Regions from separate parts of the Homo sapiens genome. Here region 2 is linked to region 1. A link is an interaction called in ENCODE POLR2A ChIA-PET data of the cell type or tissue named here. Cell type or tissue: CD4-positive, alpha-beta T cell. All regions are shown on one strand. Each heading gives the region's core, and the rest is flanking DNA. Links, peaks and the distances in the headings are about the cores only.

Region 1 (2,919 bases), core at 239-2,738:
GATGGTTACATTTATTTATTTATTTATTTATTTAGAGATGGAGTTTTGCTCTTGTTGCCCAGGCTGGAATGCAGTGGCATGATCTTGGCTCACCGCAACCTCCGCCTCCCAGGTTCAAGTGATTCTCCTGCCTCAGCCTCCCGAGTAGCTGGGATTACAGGCATGCACCACCACGCCCGGATAATTTTGTATTTTCAATAGAGACGGGGTTTCTCCATGTTGGTCAGGGTGGTCTTGAACGCCAAACCTCAGGTGACCCGCTGGCCTCGGCCTCCCAAAGTGCTGGGATTACAGGTGTGAGCCACCGTGCCCAGTCCTACTTTTCTTTTTTTTGGACTGGTCCCTAAAAGCTCTGCCTGGGTGGGTGACCTTAACACATCCCTGGGAAGTGAGGATGTGACCAGAGTCACTAGGTACCCATAGAAATTAGGGCAATGTTTTGGCTAATTCACAGAATCAGTAGCTTCATACAACCTTAAACAAAGAGAAAGCAGTATTCAGTGCTGGATTCATAAACATCATAAGACTGAATCCAGGTAAAGCAATTTCATTCCCAGGTATTAGTCAAATGCCTTGTGCTTGAAGGAGTGGGCAGATTAACAGCTGGAGGAAATGTAGAGCTGATATAGGTCAGGTGGTCATCCATTTAGTTAATATGTATTGACTGTGCCTAGGCTGGATTCAGCACTCGAAAATAAAGTAGCACAAGGCACTTGCAGTCTAGAAACTATAAAGCAGACAATAAATACGCGTTTATTTGCAGCCACTTCCACAATTTCCTACGCGCTTACGGGTATCCTTTTTTCCCTCAAACTTATTTTAAATGGCAAAGATATAGATGACCATATCCTCAATTTTAAAATCTCATCTTATTTTCCACTAAGCAGTTATTTTATAACATTAGTGCTTAACGTGTTTACCATTTAAATGAATCTGTCTTATGACCACTGGATGTCTACCGAGCACTTAGAAGTCAGTCTCATTTACTCCTTAGAAATGCCTCGGAGGAGAATATCATTATCATTTTTATTTTGCAGATGAAGACATAGAAGCTCAGAGAGGCTGAAGGACTTCCAGAGTCACAAAGCTAGAAGGGGGCAGAGTTCGGATTAAATGTGGGTGTTCTGGTTACATTTGGAGGTCCTCTTTACGTCCCCATACATTTGGCACAGCTGGAAAGTTGTCAGCCACTCATCAATGCGCATGTGTATTGCACACTTACCGAGCAAGGCATTTGAATGCTGCAGCAAGTGTGAAAATACAGTCAGTCCCTTACTGAGCTGACACTATAGTGAGGGAAGGCAGATAATCACAAACGAACACACAACTACAGACATGCTAAGTATTGCAAAGGGGTGCTTTGGAAGAATGAAACTCAACAACCCCACCTAGGCTGAGGTGTGGGTGTGGGTGGGGGTGGTGGAGGGCGTGACAGACAAGAATTTTCCTTCTGAATACAAAGCTTCAGGACTGTGTTCTTAATCACTGTTGACTGCAGCCAAACATTCAAGTTGGTTTTGTTCTGTAGGAGGGTTTGGTTACTGCACAGGTGGAGTTAGTTGAATTGTGGGCACCCACACCAGCTGAAACCTGTTTTGATATGCGCACAGTGTGAAACACACCCTCTGTGAGGTTTCTGCTTAAATATACACGATTTGGTGCCAAAATTAGAATCAACACCTGGGCAAGGAAGTAACACCTGACCTATCACTTACTATGTTAGTGCTACTTTCAGCAAAGGAAAGGACAAATATGGTCCTGTTTGGGAGGGGAAAAAAAGTGCCGTTTGACTTGATGCAAATCTTGAGAAAATGATGTCTACTCTGCTCTCTTCCCCTAAATTGACACAATCATGGGAAAAATGGACAGGAAAGCATTAACAAGACACAATTGTAAAAGTTAACAGTAACACAGGCAAGAATCCACTTCTCTATTAAAACCAGGGAGCAGGTTTCTTCAGATAGTTTCATGGTGTACCTGGTTGTTAATTAGTATTAATTTCACTGAACTATATGAACATTAGCTATCCTCACTAGATGTTCTCAGGCCCAGAATGAACAACATGCTCAGTGGACCACTGGACCAGACACTTAGTTTTTAAGACATGGCAAAGACTTTCTCTCTGCTGCTCTTTCTGCAGATTCCAGTCTGGGACACCGGGAACCATGGTTTCCAGACTTTTGAGAACTGTCTCAATTTCAGATATTCCGTTTCTGGTCAAACCACAGCTTCTTGGAGACAAGGGACTGCCATGTCTCATATGTCACTGTGTATCTGTCTCCAACAGAGTGTTTGCATATTGTACATAATGGATTAATTGCATGTCTGCCAATACAGAAATAATCACCACAGTTATGAGAGACATTTAATAAAACCAGAGATGTTGGAGTGTCAGTGCAGACTTGCCATTAAGTAATTAACTGATATAATGAATAAACAGTTATTGAGCACCTACTCTGTGTCAGGCACTGTTGTAGATACTGGGGTTACAGAAGCAAATGAAACAGGCAAAAATTCTGCCCTGGTAGAGCTTAAGTGAGGGAAACAGATAAATAGGAAAACTAAATCGATTATGTGGCATATTAGATGGTAATAGAAAATATGGAGAAAAATACAATAGGGAAGTATTGCAGTGGGGTTGTTTGCAATTTTTGATAGGGTAGTCAGGGAAAGTGACATGTGAGCAGAAATGTGGAGGAATTATGCAGCGAGCCAGGCAGAGACCTGGGGAAGAGCCCTCCAGGCAAAGGTACTGCATGTGCAAAGGTCCTGAGGTGGGAGCATGCCTGGCACTTTCAAGGAAGAGCAAAGAGGTCAGGATGGCTTGAGTAGAGAAAACATGAGTGAGAGAAACAGGAGATAACCGGGGTCAGAACACGTAGGGCAAGCTTGTCCAACCCGCAGGTACCCACAGGCCTC
Region 2 (2,919 bases), core at 231-2,730, 57 kb before region 1:
TGCACTGAGTTTTCAGCTCATGGTATTAGACTCTGAAATAAAAAAGATTTTCTCCACAAAAGTATGTTTGGAAGTATAAAAGAAGTAAAAGTCAGTAAAGTTAAAAAAAATGCAATACTTCCTGAAATTGAGCAATCACAAAAGTCACAAGAATGTCATCGAAAGCAGGAAAACTGAATCAGCACTATAGACAACGAAAGAGATACCTGGAAGACAAATGGGAGAAACATTTCAAAAGCATGGCAATACTGAAGAGGTGAAACGTTTAAAAAGAGGTGATTGAGCCAGACAAGGACTGCAAACTCAAAGCGAGGCAGGAAAAATAAGTGAGTGAAATAGTTGGAAAAAACACAAAATAGACAATAGCGAATGGTGGACATGAATATGTCAACTGCAGAGTGAATATTCCTTTCTGTGGGTTTGCTAACACTCAACGGCAGCTGACCTCTGCCATGTGAGAATGAGGACCTCTCTTTCCATATTTTCCAAATTTTCAACAGAAGCTTAAAATCTAGATTGGAAAACTAAATTTTTATGGGAAATCTGAGTTTTACATGTTTTCTACTATTTTAAAATTAAAGCAAGAGGCGGGGTGCAGTGGCTCATGACTGTAATCCCAGCACTTTGGGAGACTAAGGCAGGAGGATTGTTTAAGCCCGAGTTTGAGAGCAGCCTGGGCAACATAGTGAGACCCTGTCTCTACACATAACAAAAAAATTAGCCAGGTGTGGTGGCACACACCTGTGGTCCCAGCTACTTGGGGGACTGAGGCAGGGTGATCTTGAGCCCTGGAAGTTGAGGATGCAGTGAGATATGATTGGACCACTGCACTCCAGCCTGGGTGACAGAGTGAGACCCTGTCTCAAAAAAAAAATAAAATCAACTAATTTAACTAAAGCAATAAATACAAGAGGGCTCATTATGTATAGGACCAACAAAATGCATCTAAGGGCTGAATTCACCCACTCATGGGTTACCAGCTTTTGGCTTTTGAGTTAAAGAATATAGCATGGAACTCAATGAGAAGAAAAAAACAATTTTTATTATGTCAGTAACCTGCCTCACTGTAGTCAAGGAGAAAATGCTAACTACATGCACTTACATATCTTCATGTCACTGAAGCACATCCAGGGGCCAGTTTGCCATTTACCAATGGCCGTGCTCTGTCTCTGTGTGTGTGTGTGTGTGTTTGTTTTTGTTTTTGTTTGAGACAGAGTTTCATTCTTGTTGCCCAGGCTGGAGTGCAATGGCACAGTCTTGGCTCACTGCAACCTCTGCCTCCCGGGTTGAACAATTCTCCTGCCTCAGCCTCCCAAGTAGCTGGGATTACAGGTGCCCACCACCACGCCCAGCTGATTTTTTTGTATTTTTAGTAGAGACAGGGTTTCACCATGTTGGCCAGGCTGGTCTTCAACTACTGACCTCAGGGGATCCACCCACCTCTGCCTCCCAAAGTGCTGGGATTACAGGTGTGAGCCACCACACCTTGAAGAGACTTCAAGGCCTCACAGAGAAACTCAGCTTTGCAAAATCAACAGGAAGTTCCTTAGATTGGTGCTTATACTTTTCATCCAGGCACCAAGCCTCAGAGCTCCTACCCAGTCAGTAACCTCAAGAAAAAATGCACTTGGTTTCACCATGACTAATGTTAACATTTTCTACTTTGTTATTTCAAATATAACCATAGCCCTGTGCCGTTGTTTGGCTAGTAGTCCTGCTCCTGATCACTTCTTATCCTCCCTGACCAGTGGCAATAATGCCCCATTTTCCCTCTGCTTTGCTGCCTTCAATATTTCTCCACCATGTTGCCATGGAAGGCCCCAATCAAAGATACTATCATGGTGCTTCCCAAACCAGGCTATGCACTAGGTTCAACCAGAGTGCTTGGTTAAAAATACAGATACATGTTTCTGATTCAGTAGTCCGAGGTGGATCCTGGGTGTGTAAAGGCTTTTTTTTCTTATTTAAGAGATGGGGCTCTTGCTATGTTGTTCAGGCTGGATTTGAACTCCTGGGCTCAAGAGATCCTCCCATCTCAGCCTCCCCAGTACATGGGACTATAGGTGCTCACCACTGCACAAGGTTTATGTGAAATTTTTAAGTGATGCTGACATAGCCAGCTCTGAAGACCAGTATTTTACATATCATTTTGCTTTTTCTTCATCCTTCCTAAACGGGTGTCTTATGTCTTTGCCTTACCCTACTCCTCTTCCTGATTACTTTTGTCTGCTCTGAGATCTGTGGCTGCCATCAGTTGATTCCCACCAACAGCCTAATCCCTCTCCCTGCCCCACAAAGAAGAGTGGAAGCTCTATAGGACAATAAAAGCCAAGGAACTTTGAACTGCCGGAGACCAGTACCTCTGATATTTATTATCAAGATCTTGCTTTATGACACAAAGGGAAAATAACCCAAATTTGAAACCACCTTTGCAAAAATTACGACGGAGAGAGAAATCTAACACAGCAGGCTCCATCTTGCTTCTAACCTCCAAGCTGTCCTTGCTCACTCCTGGGCATAGGCCAAGCTGACTATGGGAGGAATTTAGTTTATCATTTAAACAAAGACGATTACAGCCCCTTACCAAAACTAACCCCCTCTTGTTTGGGGCTCAGGGGTCGTCATACAGCCAGAGGTCACAAGATTTGTAACCTCCCCAATTGCTCCTATAAGTAATATGATTATTGTAAAACCTAAGATTGGTATTTGAGATATTTTTCAGATCCTGCATTCTGATTGATCAGCCAGTGCCACATGGACCCATACCAATACATTGTTTCATCTGGTCTTGTGACCTCCACCCAAGAATGGACTCAGCACCTGAAGACAGCTCTGACCCCCTGTTATTTCATCCTGAGCCCAACCAATCAGCAGTCCCCATTTTCTAGCCTCCCACCCAACAAACTATCCTTGAAAAAC

Evidence for each region. ChIA-PET counts read pairs that join two places held together with the same protein. Peaks named below come from ENCODE experiments on the same cell type or tissue, not always from the same donor. Only the 100,000 strongest peaks of a DNase experiment are listed, where the experiment ranks them.
Region 2: POLR2A ChIA-PET joins it to region 1 with 8 read pairs; 7 of 35 experiments call an interaction of 5 or more read pairs at or near these places.

What each region holds. Positions count from the first base shown.
Region 1 is chr4:83,211,031-83,213,949 of GRCh38, forward strand. No RefSeq gene overlaps it. Among named protein-coding and RNA genes, the nearest start is that of COQ2, 72 kb to the right of the region's middle. RefSeq lists a silencer at 1,568-1,617. In CD4-positive, alpha-beta T cell, for the core only: no CTCF peak of the experiment used is centred there; a DNase peak (open chromatin) is centred at 1,631; H3K27ac peaks cover 1,621 bases.
Region 2 is chr4:83,153,559-83,156,477 of GRCh38, forward strand. All of the region lies in intron 4 of LOC124900167 (a long non-coding RNA gene), which reads right to left. Among named protein-coding and RNA genes, the nearest start is that of PLAC8, 40 kb to the left of the region's middle. In CD4-positive, alpha-beta T cell, for the core only: no CTCF peak of the experiment used is centred there; no DNase peak of the experiment used is centred there.